Regions from separate parts of the Homo sapiens genome. Here region 1 is linked to region 2. The links are chromatin loops, found by intact Hi-C in ENCODE. Cell type or tissue: chondrocyte. All regions are shown on one strand. Each heading gives the region's core, and the rest is flanking DNA. Links, peaks and the distances in the headings are about the cores only. Region 1 holds the start of OBSL1 (obscurin like cytoskeletal adaptor 1). Region 2 has its middle 40 kb from the start of LINC02832.

Region 1 (9,221 bases), core at 554-8,553, 120 kb after region 2:
GCCCAGTGAGGGGGAGCATGGCCCAAAGACATGGGCACAGCCACGGGTCCTCCCGGTGACAGTGCCAGCAGGCCTAGCAGGGGCTCAGAGCTATTGGAGGCTGCTGTGCCCTGCCTGTCCAGCCCGGTGTGGAACCACAGCTGGGCTGAAGTCACCTGGCGGCTGCGTGTATGCTGGGATGGCCGGAACATGTATCTGAAGAGGCCCTCCTCAGCCTCCTGGGCCAGCCCTCTGGCAGCTGACTTGTCCTCACAGCTGGCATCTGCAGGAGACAGAAGAAAAGGGAGAGGGCAGCCCTGACTGGCAGGACCTGGCACCCCTCCTCTTCAGCAGGAGGGATGTGGCCACCAGTCATGAGCCAATGATGGGCTGCACTCTGCTCCACGCCCTCCGGGACGTGGGGACTCTCCTGAGTTTTGGGAGAGCTTCTGTAGGCTTCCCATTTTTTAATTTCATCATGAAGGGACTTAAAAAAATAGAAGACATTGCCAACTTCTCTCTGAAGTGGTTTTACCAATTAACATGCCCATCAGCAGTGTGTAAGAGGCCCTCTCTCCACTTCACCAGCACTAAGACTTTGTATTAGACTTCAATGCTTACTCACCAGATAGTGTGAAACAGTATCCTGAATGGTGTCTACATGGATGGTTGTTATATTCTTTTTTTTTTTTTTTTTTGAGACAGAGTCTTACTGTGTCACCCAGGCTGGAGTGCAGTGGCATGATCACGGCTCACTGCAGCGTCTACCTCCTGGGCTCAAGCAATCCTCCCACCTCAGCCTCCTGAGTAACTGAGACCACAGGCGTGTGCTACCACACCTAGCTAACTTTTGTGGGTTTTGTAGAGACAGGGTCTCGCTATGTTGCCCAGGCTGATCTCAAACTCCTGAGCTCAAGCAATCTGCCTGCCTTCACCTTCCAAAGTGCTGGGATTATAGGCGTGAGCCATCACACCCAGCCATATTACCATTTTTTTTTTTTTTTTGAGATGGAGTCTAGCTCTGTCGCCCAGGCTGGAGTGCAGTGGCGCCATCTCGGCTCACTGCAACCTCTGCCTTCCGCTCCGCCTCCCACGTTCAAGCAATTCTCCTGCCTCAGCTTCCCGAGTAGCTGGTGCCACCATGCCTGGCTAATTTTTTGTATTTTTAGTAGAGACGGGGTTCACCATGTTAGCCAGGATAGTCTCGATCTCTTGACCTTGTGATCCTCCTGCCTTGGCCTCCCAAAGTGCTGGGAGTACAGACGTGAGCCACCGCGCCCGGCCTATATTACTCTTTATATCTTTGGCATGTCAGGAATATTGTAGGATAAATTCTTTAAAATAATTCCATTTTTAAAAGACAGGTTTACACCAAAAAAAAAAAAAAAAGAAGAAGGAGGGAAAGGCAAGTGGGAAAGGGAAGAAAATGGAGAACAAGGAAGAGGGGGAAGAGAAGGAGGAGGGCTGTAACTCAGAACAGAGGGCAGTCCTTTCAAGAATGTGTAGTTAGCATCCTCACACTGACACACTCATAGACTATACTAATCATCCTGGAGCAGCACTCGTTCATGGACTGGCAATTGGAACTATACTGTTACATGGCTTCTCTCATTATCTAGTCACAATTGGTCCATTTTGCAGATAAGGAAACTGAGGCTTAGAGAGGTGAAATGACGTTCAACGACTAAGTGGCCAGGCTTGGATTTTGCCTGATCCCAAAGCCATCCTTCTCCCCACTGTGCTGCGAACGGACTGAAGTGAGGGAGGCAGGGGTCCTCTCTAAGAGAAAGGTGGACCAGATGACAAGAAAGCCCACCCACAGGAGGGCTTATCCATTCAGTCAGTGGAACAAGGGGGCACATATATGTTGAGACAGGAACTCAAGAGAAGATAGACTAGTTTTCCAGAAAAGTTTCCCAACTAATCTTTTGCCTGTATCTCTGATAGCTTCTCAGTGTCAGCTACCTGGGAGTAAAGAAACAGGGTTTGGAGCAGCGAGCAGAGGCAGAGATAGGAGGAAAGGTGGCAGGAAGGGGCTCAAGCCCAAATATCTCCATCTTTAGAGACCCCCGGTCTCCCAGCGCATACTTCCCAAATGCCTCCCACCTGCCATGCACTCTAGGTACAGCCTCTCACTTAATCCTGAGAGGTGGGCATTAGCCCATTTTACAGATGGGGAGACAGAAGCATAAGGAAGTTTAGTAACTGGCCTATTGCTGCAAAGCAACTGAGTAGCAGGACTAGGATTCAAACCCAGGTCCGCCTGGCCTGCAAACCCATGCTGTGCCTTGCTTTTTCTCAAAGTCATCCTGCCGGTTCCCCCACCCTCGTTACCTGTGGCTGGGAAAAGGATGGCTTGGGAGACATCCTCCTCTTCCTCGGGCTCAGAGCCCCTGTGTGTGAAGCCCCCCAGGGCATGTCTTCGGGGCAGCCGCCTGACTCCAGGGTCCCCACCTTCCCTGGTCACCGCGGGGGGCCCCAAGGCATCCAAGAACAGGGCCCTCACCTTGGCCAGAACAAGTTCCCGGGCCAGCTCCAGCCCCTGGCAGCTGTGCCCACCCTGTGGGGTCAGCAGCAAGAAGAGCAGTAGGTGCAGCACCATAGCTCACCTGGCCCTGCTAGTGGGGAACTCACACCCTGCCCCGTGCCCCTTCTGCCAGGGTCTGCCCAGGGCCTTTCCACTCTCCCCTCCCCATCCCACACCCACCCTCTTCTACCCTTCTCATCCAGTCTTCCCCAGTCCTTTCCACGCCCCACAGTCCGAGTTGCCCCTGCCCGTGGCATTGAGACCTCCTATCTCTGACGCAGATGTCTGTGGCCATGAGCCTTATCTCCCACTCCCGCCAGGGATGTGGGGGAGGGGCTGGGAAGGATTTCGCCTCAAGCGACCTGACTCACACATGCAAACATACAACACCTTCTCCCTACACACACACACACTCACACACACACTCACACACACACTCACACACACACAAATTCTCACACACACACACTCTCTCACACACACACACACAGACACATCCAGAGGTGACATCAGGTGGGACAGGAGCCTGGGAGCTGTAGCCGGCCAGCCCCAGAAAGTGTTATTTGTCAGGGAGACAAAGTGCATCACCCCTCAGACCTTCTGGGGCCCCTTTCAATAAGCAGCTGCTGGCCGGCCAGCCCTTGGGGGCAGGGCTGGAACCGGGGCTAGAACCGGGGCTAGGGCCGGGGGCAGGTGGTCCTGCCTGCTCTATACTTAGACCAGTGGAGCCAGTCTGGGCTCTTGTCCTCCAGCTGTGTCATCAGAGAATATTTTTGGGATTGGCAGCTGCAGGCGCCTCTGCCACTCAGGCCCAAGCCTGGCGGGCGGCTGGGGACCTGGCGGCTGGAGGTGGGAGGGAGGAGGGGGAAGAGGCCCAAGCTGTGGGAGGGGGCTGGGAAGAGAGGCTCCTAAGAGCAGGAAGCCAGGCAGCGGGCAGGGGAGGCTGCGGGGCCACTCGCTGGAGAGGCAAACAGGAAGGACTGCCCCCTGAGCGCCAGGCTTCGGGCCCGGGAATCGCCGCCGCCGCCGCCGCAGAGCTGCAGCTCGGGGCCGAGGGTAAGGAGGCGAGCCGGGAGCGGGAGGCCCGGGAGAGCTCCGCGGGTCCCCGCGCCCAGTCCCCAGCCGCGCCCCGACCCCGCCGCCCCGGGCCTCGGCTCGCCCTCCGCACCCCCCCCTGCCCCCCCACCGTTCGCCGCTGCAGGCGGTCGGCCGCCGCGATGAAGGCGAGCTCGGGGGATCAGGGGAGCCCCCCGTGCTTCCTGCGCTTCCCGCGGCCTGTGCGGGTGGTAAGTGGCGCCGAGGCCGAGCTCAAGTGCGTGGTCCTGGGGGAGCCGCCGCCTGTAGTGGTGTGGGAGAAGGGCGGGCAGCAGCTGGCGGCCTCGGAACGCCTGAGCTTCCCGGCGGACGGCGCGGAGCACGGCCTGCTGCTGACCGCCGCACTGCCCACCGACGCGGGGGTCTACGTGTGCCGCGCCCGCAACGCGGCCGGCGAGGCCTACGCGGCGGCCGCCGTCACCGTGCTGGAGCCGCCGGCCTCCGACCCCGAGCTGCAGCCCGCCGAGCGCCCGCTGCCATCGCCGGGGTCCGGGGAGGGCGCCCCGGTCTTCCTCACGGGGCCTCGATCCCAGTGGGTGCTGCGGGGGGCGGAGGTGGTGCTGACGTGCCGGGCGGGGGGCCTCCCCGAGCCCACACTGTACTGGGAGAAGGACGGGATGGCCCTGGACGAAGTGTGGGACAGCAGCCACTTCGCGCTCCAGCCGGGCCGCGCCGAGGACGGCCCCGGCGCGAGCCTGGCACTGCGCATCCTGGCGGCTCGGCTGCCGGATTCCGGCGTCTACGTGTGCCACGCCCGCAACGCGCACGGCCACGCGCAGGCGGGGGCGCTGCTCCAGGTGCACCAGCCCCCCGAGAGCCCGCCCGCGGACCCCGACGAGGCCCCCGCGCCGGTGGTGGAGCCGCTCAAGTGCGCGCCTAAGACCTTCTGGGTGAACGAGGGCAAGCACGCCAAGTTCCGCTGCTACGTGATGGGCAAGCCCGAGCCCGAGATCGAATGGCACTGGGAGGGCCGCCCGCTGCTCCCGGACCGCCGCCGCCTCATGTACCGCGACCGCGACGGCGGCTTCGTGCTCAAGGTGCTTTACTGCCAGGCCAAGGATCGTGGGCTCTACGTCTGCGCCGCGCGCAACTCGGCGGGCCAGACGCTCAGTGCCGTGCAGCTGCACGTGAAAGGTACGGCGGAGCCCGGGACCTAGGGAGGGGCCTCGAGTGTCCTCCGAGGCCCTCCGAACTCCAGCCCTCCTCGGTGCCCAGCGCTGCCCCCAAGACTGGAGGAGAGGTGGTCCGCGGGAATATTAAAATACCAAACCCGCCCGCCTCTCACTCCCCAGGGATTCGGATTTAGTAGGTCTCCAGGGTACTCAGGAACTTCTTAGCAAACTCCTTAAATGATTCCGAGGCAGATGGTGGAACACCACTAAGGAGTGATTGATGTACAAATCCGGAGGGCCCTAGAACTCTTCTTCCCTAGTGGTTTTCAACGTCTTTGTTATTTTACTCCTCCTTCCCCCACTGAATTCACAACCAGAGCCCCAATATATGAGACAGATAAAGGAGTAGTTTATGGGCGTAAATTGCTGAGTCTACGTATATAACAGGTACTTCTAAACCATCAGTGAGAATAAGGAGGCTATTTTATTGAATACAGGAATTTGAATTAAAGGCTGCATTCATGAGACCAGGCTCTGAACCCTGTGGGGACGGCCTGGCTGCATCTGTCACCTTGAGAAACAAGTGATTCAGTGGAAAGCTAGACTTGAGGGAGGACAAATGTCCTGCGTGTTTTTACTATTCTTTGATTAAACTGCTCCCCACGTTTGCAAGAAGAGGAAGGTGAAGGAGAGAAGGTTTATATTTCAAAGTTGAATCACCAACAATATCCAATAAATGGTTACATTCTCATAAACAGAAAATTCCAAAGGAAAAAAAAGCACACCCCAAACTCACCAGAAGGTAACGCTCCCCATAATAGGATTTCATCACAACGCAAAAGAGTACACCTTCACTAGTTATTGTCCAGTTTTTTCTCTTAGAGGAAAAAAAGTTGGTAAATTCTCCTGAGTCCTTCCTAGCATGCAGTCAAGCATGTTGCCCCCAGGCTGCGGTGGTGGCCTCACTGTTACAGTTCAATGCTCACAGATTCATCAGGTTGGTGCTGATCTGGACCTCCATCAGGAAAGAAAAGCCCGGAGGGAAGGCTAGAGGAGCTTCCCCGAGTTGCATACACACACGCACACAAAAACTTGCTTCTCCAGCAGCCCTAGTTAATCCTCTGATTTCCAACATCCTGTTTTCTTTTCTTTTCTTTTTTTTTTTTTGAAATACACTTTTGAAAAGGGTTAAAATAGCTAGGCACAGTGGCTCACCCTGTAATCCCAGCACTTTGGGAGACTAAGGTGGGCGGATCATTTGAGGTCAGGAGTTCGAGAACAGCCTGGCCAACATGGCAAAACCCCATCTCTACTAAAAATACAAAATCATTAGCCAGGCGTGGTGGCGCCTGCCTGTAATCCCAGCTCTACTTGAGAGGCTGAGGCACCAGAATTGCTTGAACCCAGGAGGTGGAGGTTGCAGTGAGCCGAGATTGCGCGACTGCACTCCAGCCTGGGCAACAGAGCGAGACTCCATCTCAAAAAAAAAAAGAGTTAAAATATTTTAAATTCTACTCAGACCCTTGCAGAATATGTGAAATGACTGGGGCGGGGGGAGCCAGGGAACAGTTTGGAAATCACCAATCTAGGGCCTGGAGGACCCCAGGGAACAGTTTGGAAATCATCAATCTGGTCCAACCCCTTCTCTCCCTTTCCCCATTTTACAAGTAAGGAGACTGAGGCCCAGAAGCATTGAAATGGACTTGCTTAAGGTGATGTGGCTAGTGTCAGGGCTGGATGAGAACTCAGGTCATCTTAGGAACCACCACTTCCCTTCTGGTAGTTTTCTGTGATTCCACAGTGCCCGCTGGCTCTGCATGAAGAGCACACAGCATGAGCTAATGCGCTTCTAGGTATCCTACTCCTAGTCTGGGCCTTCTCCAGAGCCCTCTCTTGTCTCTCTCTCCCCTCTCCACAGAGCCCCGCCTCCGGTTCACACGGCCCCTGCAGGACGTGGAGGGCCGTGAGCACGGGATTGCCGTGCTGGAATGTAAAGTACCCAACTCCCGCATCCCCACGGCCTGGTTCCGTGAGGACCAGCGGCTGCTGCCCTGCCGCAAGTACGAGCAGATCGAAGAGGGCACTGTCCGGCGCCTCATCATCCACAGGCTGAAGGCAGACGATGATGGTATCTACCTGTGCGAGATGCGGGGCCGGGTGCGCACCGTGGCCAACGTCACAGTCAAAGGTCAGCTGGCCCGTGGGGAAGAGGCTGAGGCGGAGGCAGGCAGGTGCTCAGATTCCAGGTTGATGGATTCCTGTCCGCATCTCAGGGCCCATCCTGAAGCGCCTGCCCCGGAAGCTCGACGTCCTGGAAGGAGAGAATGCTGTGCTGCTAGTGGAAACTCTAGAGGCCGGGGTCGAGGGACGCTGGAGCCGTGATGGGGAGGAGCTGCCGGTCATCTGCCAGAGCAGCTCAGGCCACATGCATGCCCTGGTCCTTCCAGGGGTCACCCGAGAGGATGCTGGCGAGGTCACCTTTAGCCTGGGCAACTCCCGTACCACTACGCTTCTCAGAGTAAAATGTGAGGGCAGGAAGGCCTCTGGACAGGCGAGGCAGGGCAGGAGGTTGGCCAGATGCCGGAGCTGGGTTGGTGAAGTAGATTTAAGGTGGAAGGGCTGTGGAGGCCCAAGCAAGGCCGGAACACATCCCTGCCTTGGTCTCAGGTGTCAAGCACAGTCCCCCAGGACCCCCCATATTGGCAGAGATGTTCAAGGGCCACAAGAACACGGTCCTGTTGACCTGGAAGCCTCCCGAGCCAGCTCCCGAGACCCCATTCATCTACCGGCTGGAGCGGCAGGAAGTGGGCTCTGAAGACTGGATTCAGTGCTTCAGCATCGAGAAAGCCGGAGCCGTGGAGGTGCCGGGCGACTGTGTGCCCTCCGAGGGTGACTACCGCTTCCGCATCTGCACAGTCAGCGGACATGGCCGTAGTCCCCACGTGGTGTTCCACGGTTCTGCTCACCTTGGTGAGTTGGTCCTGCCAGACCCACCCATCACTTCTCCTCCCTTCCCCAGCCCTCAGTGCTGGTCCTCTCACAGGCTTGCCATCCGCCAGCCTCTGCCCTCTGCCACACCTTCTAGTTCTGACAGCTGCACTCTGTCCCTGCCTCAGTGCCCACAGCTCGCCTGGTGGCAGGTCTGGAGGATGTGCAGGTATACGACGGGGAAGATGCCGTCTTCTCCCTCGATCTCTCCACCATCATCCAGGGTACCTGGTTCCTTAATGGGGAAGAGCTCAAGAGTAACGAGCCGGAGGGCCAGGTGGAACCTGGGGCCCTGCGGTACCGTATAGAGCAGAAGGGTCTGCAGCACAGACTCATCCTGCATGCCGTCAAGCACCAGGACAGCGGTGCCCTGGTCGGCTTCAGCTGCCCCGGCGTGCAGGACTCAGCTGCCCTCACAATCCAAGGTTGGTGCCAGTGGGGACCTGAGTGGGCAGAAAGGGTCAAGACACAGAAGTCCTGTTGGCAAAACGAGGCAGATGCTGTTTTTATTTCTTGTATCTGGGCCAGGAGAGCAAGGAGCATCCATGATGGGCTGAGGTTGAGGGCTCAGAGGTCCGGAAGGCCAATTTCAACCCACATGCAACATCCAGGGCACCCCTTGTTATCTTGATATATGTCAGCATCATATCCCAATTCTCTGGAGTGCTTTGTGGTTTACAGAATCCTGTCAGATTTGTCATCTCATTTGAAAGACACAGACCCTGGCTGCTAGTCCCTGCCTGCCTCCTGCCATGTTGTCTAATTGTTGACATTGTCATCGCAACTTTCTACGTGCCAGGCGCAGTCCTAATCACCTTACATACATTAACACAATCTTCTCAATGGCCCTATAAGATAGGTTCTTTTTTTTTTTTTGAGATAGAGTCTCACTCTGTCGCCCAGGCTGGAGTGCAATGGCGCGATCTCGGCTCACTGCAACCTCCACCTTGTGGGTTCAAGAGATTCTCCTGCCTCAGCCTCCCGAGTAGCTGGGACTACAGACATGCATCACCATGCCCGGCTTGTTTTTGTATTTTAGTAGAGATGGGGCTTCGCCATGTTGGCCAGGCTTATCTCAAACTTAAGATAGGTTCTTTTGACATTCCCATTTTATAGCTGGGGAAACAGGCAGATACGTTAAGTGACTTGCTCAAAGTACGGAGCTAATGAGCACAGGTGCTGAATTATGAACCCAGGCAGTCGGGCTCCTGATCACACTGTGCCACCTGTTGAAAGGGGGAAGGAGGGGAATGAGGCATCCCTGAGGAGAACAGCTGGAGGTGGGGCGCTCAAAGTTCAAGGATCACGCTAGCATTTGCCATGTCACCATTGCTGGAGTTTGTAAGACCAATCAAGGAATCTGTCGGCACCCATGCACGGGGTCTTGGGGTGATTCACTGTCAGCATCGCAGGCAGAGGGGCCAGGTGAGACCTGACCAGCAACCAGAGCAGCATTTCCAAAATGGGATCCCAGTTCACTGACATCAGAACCACCTGGAGGGCTGGTTTATAATGCAGAT
Region 2 (9,221 bases), core at 611-8,610:
GCTTAAGACTGTTAAGCTAGCATCTGCCTGGAGTGGAAGTTATAGGAGACAGAAAGAAGATGTGAAGTCTTCCCATGTGTACCCTCCTGACTCTAAAGGAGAGAGCCAGCCTGGCCAAATCATTTTTATTACCTTGAACAACCCCATATCAAAGTCAGGATGTGTAGATTTACCAGAAGTTATCTACCTTATCATTTCAATTAAACATATGGCTGAGGAATCTAATGAAGAAGGCTTGAGTGATGGCCGTAGAATCAATAAAGTCTTTCTGGACTTATCGATTTAGCATTCTCCATGCAGTAGAATTGATTTATGTCCTCGGATTTATTTTGATAACTCAATGATAACTCCACTATTCCTAAATTAATGTCAACTTTTCCTCAGGCTAAACTTTTTTCTAGGCAAGGAAAAAATCTTATATCAAGTCAAACTGATTTTGCTAAGTAATTCCATGGCTAACAGGATGCCATAAATCAAAGAGAACCATGTACTACTATAATTGTAAATCATCCTTGTCATGGAAAAGTACAATGGCATTTATTTGTCAGTATTGTGATTGTATCATGCAGGGCCTCTTTCCTGTCAAAACTCATATCTTCCAATACAAACTCTATCATCTAATTGCAATTTAATAAATTCAATAGATTGCTTAAAAACTACATTAATTTTCATCTCCTACAGCTTAAATTTCCAGAACATGTGAGATGGATAGGTCCTAATTTCTAATTAGCACAATCTTATTGAATGAGATAAACCATCATCTTTGCATGAGGAATATTCATCTTGGGCATACACAAGCAAGACAATTAGTCAGTGCCATGTAAATGGGTATATTTGCAAATGCTTTTTGGGAAAAGTATTTTTCAACCAGATCTACAAAGCAAAAGGAAAAACAGAAATTTTTCAATAAAAAAATACCATAATAGATAGTTCAATTAATCACCAAGTCTGTGAGTCCACCTCCTACACAACTCTGAAATCTACCCAATTTTCTCTATTGGCCCAGCCACCATCAGGACCAGGAGAGCATCACTGCTTGCCAGATGCTGCAATAGACTCCTTGCTTCTCTTCCTGTCACCACTGCCACTTTTTCCAATTCATTTTCTACATTGCAGCAAGAGGGCTTATTTTCAAAAATGCAAATCTCATTATAACATCACTGCCTACTCCTTCCCCTGGCTCTCAGAATAAAGAAAAATAAGCTATCAAAGCAGTCTGCAAGACCCTGCCTGCCTATTCTAACTCATCTGTCCAGGCCCCTGCACTCTCTGCTCCAGCCAGGCTGGGCTTCTGTCAACACCTCTGACATGCCCCGGAATCCCACACACATGCTAGTCTCTTGACCTACAGCACACCTGCACCCTCTCTTTGCCAAGCTAAACCCCACCATCCTACAGTTCTGGGCTCAAACACCACTTGATATGATTTGGCTGTGTCCTCACTCAAATCTCAAATTGTAGTTCCCATAATTCCCACGTGTCATGAAAGGGACCGGGTTGGAGGTAATTGAATCATGGGGGCGGGTCTTTCTCATGTTGTTCTCATATAGTGAATAAGTCTCATGAGATCTGATGGTTTTATAAAGGGGAGTTCCCCTGCACAGACTCTCTCTCTTGCCTGCCACCATGTAAGATGTGACTTTGCTCCTGGTTTGCATTCCACCACGATTGTGAGGTCTCCCCCACCAGTCACATGGAACTGTGAGTTCATTAAACCTATTTTTCTTTATAAATTAGCCAGTCTCACCAGGCGTGAGTCTCACAGGCTCACTCCTGTAATCCCAGCACTTTGGGATGCCAAGGAGGGCAGATCACCTGAGGTCGGGAGTTCAAGACCAGCCTGACCAACCTGGAAAAACCCTGTCTCTACTAAAAATACAAAATTAGCCAGGCGTGGTGGCATATGCCTGTAATCCCAGCTACTCGGGAGGCTGAGGCAGGAGAATCGCTTGAACCCAGGAGGCGGAGGTTGCCGTGAGCTGAGATCACGCCACTGTACTCCAGCCTGGGCAACAAGAGCAAAATTCCATCTCAAAAAAAAAAAAAAAAAAAAAAATTAGCCAGTCTCGGGTTTATCTTTATTAGCAGTGTGAGAACAGACTAATACACCACTTCTCCCAAGAAGGGTTCCCTGCTTCCCCAGTGGGTTAGACCCTTCCACAACCTGCACTTCTCCTTTACAGCCTTTTGTGCTTCTCTGCTTAGTTTCTGTCTTCTCTGTTAGATGGTAGCGTACTGAGGATAGGGACAATGTCTGCTTACTCCCCACTCCCCTGTCATACTGGTGCTCAGCTCATATTTGATTACTTCTTGACTGAGATGGGGCAGGCAAGTGGGGACAGGGACCAAAAGAGCAGGAGCATTCACTGGGACAGGGCTGACGTAAATCCAAGTACACACCAAAGTTCCCATGGGGGAAGGCGGGCCAGGCCAGCAGTGTGCAAATGGCAGGTGCTGCTGTGACAGAACGTTGACCCACCTTCTTAATTAATGGACCTTTTCATTTTCAACGAACTTCAAACCAACAGAAAAGCTGCAAAAATAGTGTCACCAAACCACCATATATCCTTCACCCGGATTCACATATTCAAATTTTACCAACTTAATTTGTGTCTTTAAACCTCTTAAACAGTTACCAATTGGAGACAGCTAAAATACTTAGTCTAGCCAACTAGGCAACACCTTGTCTCTGAAGTTTTCCAGAGGTGGCAAATTATTAAAACCCAGTAAAACCGCAAAACCAGAAAAGTTTCAGGTAAAGTAAAATTCCTAGATTTTCTCTGAGCAAATGCAAACCACCTATAAGCACAATTCCAGGATCAGTTTGGCCTCCAAAAATCCTCCAGAGGCAACCCCCTTGGGCTTATAAAACTTTAAATCAGATCAAATCCATCTTTAATGCATTGCTAGGTAGGTCAATAGCAAGCACAAGCTCATTCCCAAATATAAGTGCCACCTCTCCCGACTGGACCAAAGTGAGATACAGAAACAGAGTTAATAAGGGCAGGGACAGGGGCTGGTCACAGAACAAGCACAGCCAGGGGACATTCAGTAAATTAAATGGCCCATGGGAGGCAGTTCACACTCGAAAGAGCAATTTAAACTATTTATGATCGTTGATGGGCCCTGAATTAGTTATAACTTCCTAAAGAAAAAAATCTTGAAATTATCACAAAGCCAGCACTGAATATGGCTGCACAGTGCTCACTGGAGGTCATGAAGGAGAATGAGCTATTAGTCTGTATTAAGGAGCGAACACCATGGTAATGGCGAACTAGTGTGTAATACAAATGCGGGCGGCCCGACCTTGACTGCCGTTCAGTGCTGGGCCCTCCATCTCAAAAGGAAATAGACGAGGCAACAGGAGGGCCACAGGGTGATTAGTGTATCAGTGAGGGCTCAGAACCTCTAAATGAGGAAAGGTTTAATTATACAGGCAGCTAATTAGGAAGAAAAGAGGAGAAAACGGACAGAGGTGTGTACATGAAAAGATGAGGATTCAGGGGTGACTGAGTGAGGCCCCAAAGGTTCTAAATGAGACTTTTACAAAACACATCCATAAGGTTGTTTTTGAAAGAAAATTTTCAGTAGATCAACAAATTCTTTGGAGGAAATAAAGGGCTGGGCTCCACAGAGCAGTTCTAAACATCTAAATAAATATGCGCCTGTTTGGAATTGACCAGAAATTTTAACCGGTTATGAACTATGTTTTATCCAGGAAACTGGATAGAATAGAGTCGTGAATTCAGCTGTTTGTGACTGTTAGAAAAGACTGCCATAGCTAGAAAGGAATAACGGGATACTCAGACGAGGGTCAGCAAACGATGGCCCTCGGGCCACTTCCAGCCTGTTGTCTGTTTTTATACTGTCAGCAAGTTAAGAATGATTTTCCATTTCAAAGCGGTTGAAAAAACTCAAAAGGAGAGTACTATTTCAAGACACATGAAAATTATATTCATGTTCATGAAATTTTATTGGAACACAGTCACATCCTTTCGCTTTTGCACCAAGACAACAGAACTGAGGAGCTGCGACAGAGACTGTATTGAGCCACAAGTCTAAAATATTTACTTTCTAAACAGGGCATGGTGACTCACGCCTCTAATCCCAGCACTTTGGGAGGCCCTGGTGGGCGGATCACCTGAGGTCAGGAGTTCGAGACCAGCCTGGCCAACATGGAGAAATCCCATCTCTACTAAAAATCAAAAATTGGCCAGGAGTGCTGGCGCACGCCTGTAGTCCCAACTACTTGGGAGGTTGAGGCAGCAGAATTGCTTGGGAGGTGGAGGTTGCAGTGAGCCAAGATTGCACCACTGCACTCCAGCCTGGGCAACAAAGCCAGACTCTGTCTCTAAATAAATTGATTAATTAATTTAATCAAATATTTACTTTCTGGTCCTTTTCAGAGAAAAATCTGCCCACCTCCACTCTAAGGTGTTGTGTGTTAAATATTTCCATTGTGGCCAGAGACCCACACAATCAGCAAGTGCTACCATTCCCATGCCTGGTATCAGGGGACCACGTAAGTAAGCCTCTTGCTAGGGTCCCCCGCCTGGGCCCCAGGCTCAAAGGAATGCAGGTAAAGTGACCGGAGGAAGCTCCTGCACTAGCAAAGAGGGCCACATACCACAGCAGATCCCAGTCGGGGCCGCCCAGCGGCCTGCTGGCCTCCTAGAGAGGCTCCCTAGCAACATGGAGTCAGCGTGCTCGGAACCCTTGACTTCACAGAAGCATTAGGTGAGCGCTCAAGGGCTTTTTGTGCACCAGAGGCAGTAAAATGCCATGTTTGCCAACATGTGAAATGCGCGGGGATATCAGATACATCTCAATTTTTCAGAAAGTTTTTTGGAAAAATAAAGACTAAGCTGTAAGGGAAATATTTTATTCCTATAAATATAGTACACAGGATTGTGACTCCATTAAAAAATAGTACGGTTTTGATACACAGTCTAGTATCCCTAAAAACAAGAATAAAATCACAGAGCTAAAAAGAAATATCTTGGTATTTAGGAATATGAGTTGCAGTGAAAAAATACTTAAATTCATAACATAGGGGAGTTACTCAAATTCCATATTCATCTGTGTGGTCTCTGGTTTTTGTTTTGTTTTTTGATAAGGGGATGAAAAGCGCTCACATTTGCAAAATGTATGTTGCCATCTTCTGCCACTAGGGGGTAGCATGCCCCATTATTTTACCTCTTTCTCAGCCTTCCAGCTGTGCCTGATACCAAAGCGTAAGACTGACAAGAAAACTTGTGTATATAATAAACGATTAGATATCGTACAATGCCATATATTTGATATATGTTATGTGTATAGTATTATGTAATACGTAATATATCTTATGTTGTAACATATACATTATTCATATATAAAGTATAAAATTTTATTTTGCATATATAATCCATCATTTGGGAAAAGCGGGGAATGTATCCTATATACCAGTAAACACAGCAAGCCTCACTAGTGCACAAAAAATCTAGTCGGAGTTCACCTGCTTCTATTAAAAGATTGAGGGCAGCTCTGCTTGATGTTAAAGGAGGGATTAGGGCTATTAGGATCTTCCCAGTGGAAAGCTCCAGAAAGTTTGGACCACCTAGAAGGCTGCGTGGTCACCGACCGGCTTGTGGAAGGAGAGGGAGGACGGGAGTCATGGGATGTACAGACTCAGTAGCCAAGGAATCTGAGAGATGCCCAATCTAACTCAGAAGCCAAGAGGCCGGAGCACCGCAAGGGCACAGGGAGCCCTGGAGCCTGAGGGAGAGTCCAGAGCTGCAGGCAAAGCCGTGTCAAGAGTCCAGGCTTAGAAACAGCCGCAAACCAACGCTCCAAATAGCTCAATGCGTCACATAGTCGGAATCTCAAAAATGTGACTTTAAGTTCATTTCCAAAATAAGACAAGGAGTGGCAGAAGGGAGATTCAAATTCCAACCTGTTCAGACATTCTAAAACATAAAACCCTGAATGTTTGGGGGCAATTAATCCAGAAAACATCTCAGTCAGCTTCTAACATCTGCCGCTGGAGCGAGGATGGAAAGCACTGGAAATGAAGGGCTTTCCTGGATCTGGGAATCTGGGTGCGCAGGCCAGTTCCCAACGCGCATGTGAACATCGCTTTTCTGCAGTCAGGACTAAAGCTGCCTTCCACATGGTCCACGTACATGAGGTCCGCACACATGAAATGTCTTTGTGCTGCTTCTCAGCATACATCATACTTTTCCCATGAATCATTTAAGACCAAAAAAAAAAAATACCTATGAGATAGGTATTAATATCATACCCACTGTACAGATTAAGAAACAGACACAGAGAGCTTAAGCAACTTGCCCAAGGTCACAACAGTGAGTGACGGTGCCGGGAGTTAACACAGAAAACTCTTTGTATTAGTCTGTTTTCATACTGCTATAAAGAACTTCCCGAGAATGAGTAATTTATAAAGGAAGGAGGTTTAATTGACTCACCGTGCAGCATGGCTGGGGAGGCCTCTGGAAATTTACAATCACGGCAGAAGGTGAGGGGGAAGCAAGGCACCTTCTTCACAAGGTGGGAGGAAGAAGGGCCGAATGAAGGGGGAAGAGCCCCTTATGAAACCATCAGATCTCGTGAGAACTCACTCCCTGTCACGAGAACAGCATGGGGGAAACCACTCCGTGGTTTAATTACCTCCACCTGGTCTCTCTCTTGACCTGTGAGGATGACGGGGTTTGCAATTCAAGATGAGATTTAGGTGGGGACACAAAGCCTAACCATATCACTCTTCTTGCTTCAGAATTGCCTGTTCTTTCTGCTACATTTGCTGCCTCCAAAAAAAGTATTTCTCTGAGCCAAGAAGTGTATAAAAAGGCAAGCTTCAATGAGCACAATAGATTTGTACACATCAGAGGCATTCGAACCAGAGTGACTCCATTTTGAACAGTGGCTGGGTGAAATGAGGCTGAGACCTGCTGGGCTGCATTCCCAAGAGGTTAGGTAATCTTAGTCACAGGATGAGATAGGAGGTTACGCCGGGCGCGGTGGCTCACACCTGTAACCCCAGCACTTTGGAAAGCCGAGGTGGGCGGATCACGAGGTCAGAAGATCGAGACCATCCTGGCTAACACGGTGAAACCTCGTCTCTACTAAAAGTACAAAAAATTAGCTGGGCATGGTGGCGGGCGCCTGTAGTCCCAGCTACTCGGGAGGCTGAGGCAAGAGAATGGCATGAACCCAGGAGGCGGAGCTTGCAGTGAGCCGAGATTGCGCCACTGCACTCCAGTAGTCTGGACAACAGTGCAAGACTCCGTCTCAAAAAAAAAAAAAAAAAAAGACAGGAGGTTGGCAGGACCATTATCACAAGATACAGGTCACAAAAACCCTACTGATAAAACAGGATGCAGTAAAGAAGCTGGACAAAACCTGCCAAAATCAAGATGGTGACAAAAGTGGCCTCTGGTCATCATCACTGCTCATTGTACACTACTTATACATAAGCATGCTAAAAGACACTCCCACCAGCACCATGACAGCTTATAAATGCCATGGCAAACTCTGGAAGTTACCCTATATGGTCTAAAAGGAAAGGAATCCTTAGTTCTAGGAAATCCTCCCACCCCCCGCCTTTCCCAGAAAACTCATGAATAATCCACCCCTTGTTTAGCATATGATCAAGAAGTAACCATAAAAATAGCCAGCCAGCAGCCCTCGGGTCTGCTTTGTCTATGGAGTAGCCATTCTTTTATTCTTTTACTTTCTTACAAACTTGCTTTCACTTTACTCTGTGGATTCGCCTGAAATTCTTTGTTGTGTGAGATCCAAGATCCTTCTCTTGGGGTCTGGATTGGGACCCCTTTCTGGTAACATATACATTAAAAAGAAAAAAACAAACAGGCAAACATAATAGAATTTTTCCAAAGGCTAATGGGTAGCCAGGGGTCATGAGAGAAAAAGAACAGGAATTAGGGAAGAAAGAAGGAAAGGATTCGAATCATAAGACAGGAAGATGGGCACTAACCTCATAAGTATATTTTCAAAGCAAGCATAAGAGGTGCCTGCTGGCCAGGCGCCGTGGCTCACGCCTGTAATCCCAGCACTTTGGGAGGCCAAGGCAGGCGGATCACGAGGTCAGGAGTTCGAGACCAGCCTGGCCAATATGGTGAAACCCTATCTCTACTAAAAATACAAAAATTAGCCGGGTGTGGTGGCGCTCGCCTATAGCCCCAGCTACTTGGGAGGCTGAGGCAGAAGAATTACTTGAACCCAGGAGGTGGAGGTTGCAGTGAGCCAGGACAACAGAGCGAGACTCCATCTCAAAAAAAAAAAAAAAAGTGCCTGCTGCATTTGGTGGCTTAAAGTTCTTAAAGTTCTGAGGGAGTCTTTGGCCAAAGAATGGAATCAGGAAAGGTGCCTTGGTATGTAAAATGAGCTGAATCAACAACAGTGGAAGGAATGCAGGAAAAAGGCGGATTTCTGCCCGGTCTAGTGGCAAAGGACAGCAGTGAAAGCAGGGGCACTCCAGGGACTGAACAGAAACAAAGACTCTAAGAGCAAGTTGAGTCTCTCCACAACTGCACAAAGCCACATTCTTTGCCTAATTACTTAAGCCAGAGTGTGTTCACCTGGAAATTTCCTGCTGGTCAGAGGAAGCAGTTTTGTTTCTGTTGTTGATGTCTTGGTTGAGGGAGGGGCTCCAGGTGATTGTAGCAGACAGACAGGGCAGGACAACAGGGAGCAGGGAATGTGGCATGCCGGATGCCACGATTCCACACACCACAAGTGGTTCCATTTCAGCCCAGAAATGATGAGACTAGCCTGGGATTTGCTACTTTTCCCATTCCTCCTGCTATGTTATTTGCTTTAATGAGAGAGACAAAGGGAGAGGAGAGATGGACAGAGAGAGAGAGAGAGAGAGAGAGAGAGAGAGAGAGAATGTGTCTCTAACAGTAAGAAAATAGCCATGTATCCATCCAACAGGAAGGCAGGTAAAGAAAGGGGGAAGGCCAGGCACGGTGGCTCACGCCTGTAATCCCAGCACTTTGGGAGGCCGAGGCAGGCAGTTAGCCTGAGGTCAGGAGTTTGAGACCAGTCTGGCCAACGTGGCAAAACCCTGTCTCTACTAAAAATACAAAAAAAAAAAAAAAAAAATTAGCTGTGCGTGGTGGCGTGCGCCTGTAATCCCAGCTACTCCGGAGGCTGAGGCAGGGGAATTGCTCGAACCAGGGAGGTGGAGGTTGCAGTGAGCCGAG

Evidence for each region. Peaks named below come from ENCODE experiments on the same cell type or tissue, not always from the same donor. Only the 100,000 strongest peaks of a DNase experiment are listed, where the experiment ranks them.
Region 1: a loop joins it to region 2, with 2.0 times the contacts of the local background. A loop is called at or near these places in 4 of 110 quality-filtered maps.

The regions. Positions count from the first base shown.
Region 1 is chr2:219,565,735-219,574,955 of GRCh38, reverse strand. OBSL1 (obscurin like cytoskeletal adaptor 1) reads left to right here and starts at 3,417. Exons shown (of 21, transcript NM_015311.3): 1 at 3,417-4,735; 2 at 6,632-6,901; 3 at 6,987-7,238; 4 at 7,381-7,683; 5 at 7,830-8,126. The coding sequence starts at 3,724. INHA (inhibin subunit alpha) reads right to left here and starts at 2,646. Exons shown (of 2, transcript NM_002191.4): 1 at 2,314-2,646; 2 at 1-262. The coding sequence starts at 2,581. RefSeq lists enhancers at 2,655-2,949, 3,636-4,473, 4,474-5,311, 7,434-8,295, 8,296-9,157 and 1 more. In chondrocyte, for the core only: a CTCF peak has its summit at 4,362; DNase peaks (open chromatin) are centred at 3,435, 6,812, 7,060, 7,590 and 2 weaker places.
Region 2 is chr2:219,685,822-219,695,042 of GRCh38, reverse strand. No RefSeq gene overlaps it. Among named protein-coding and RNA genes, the nearest start is that of LINC02832, 40 kb to the left of the region's middle. RefSeq lists enhancers at 6,185-6,748, 5,869-7,068, 6,749-7,312. In chondrocyte, for the core only: CTCF peaks have their summits at 4,948 and 5,158 (motif pointing right); no DNase peak of the experiment used is centred there.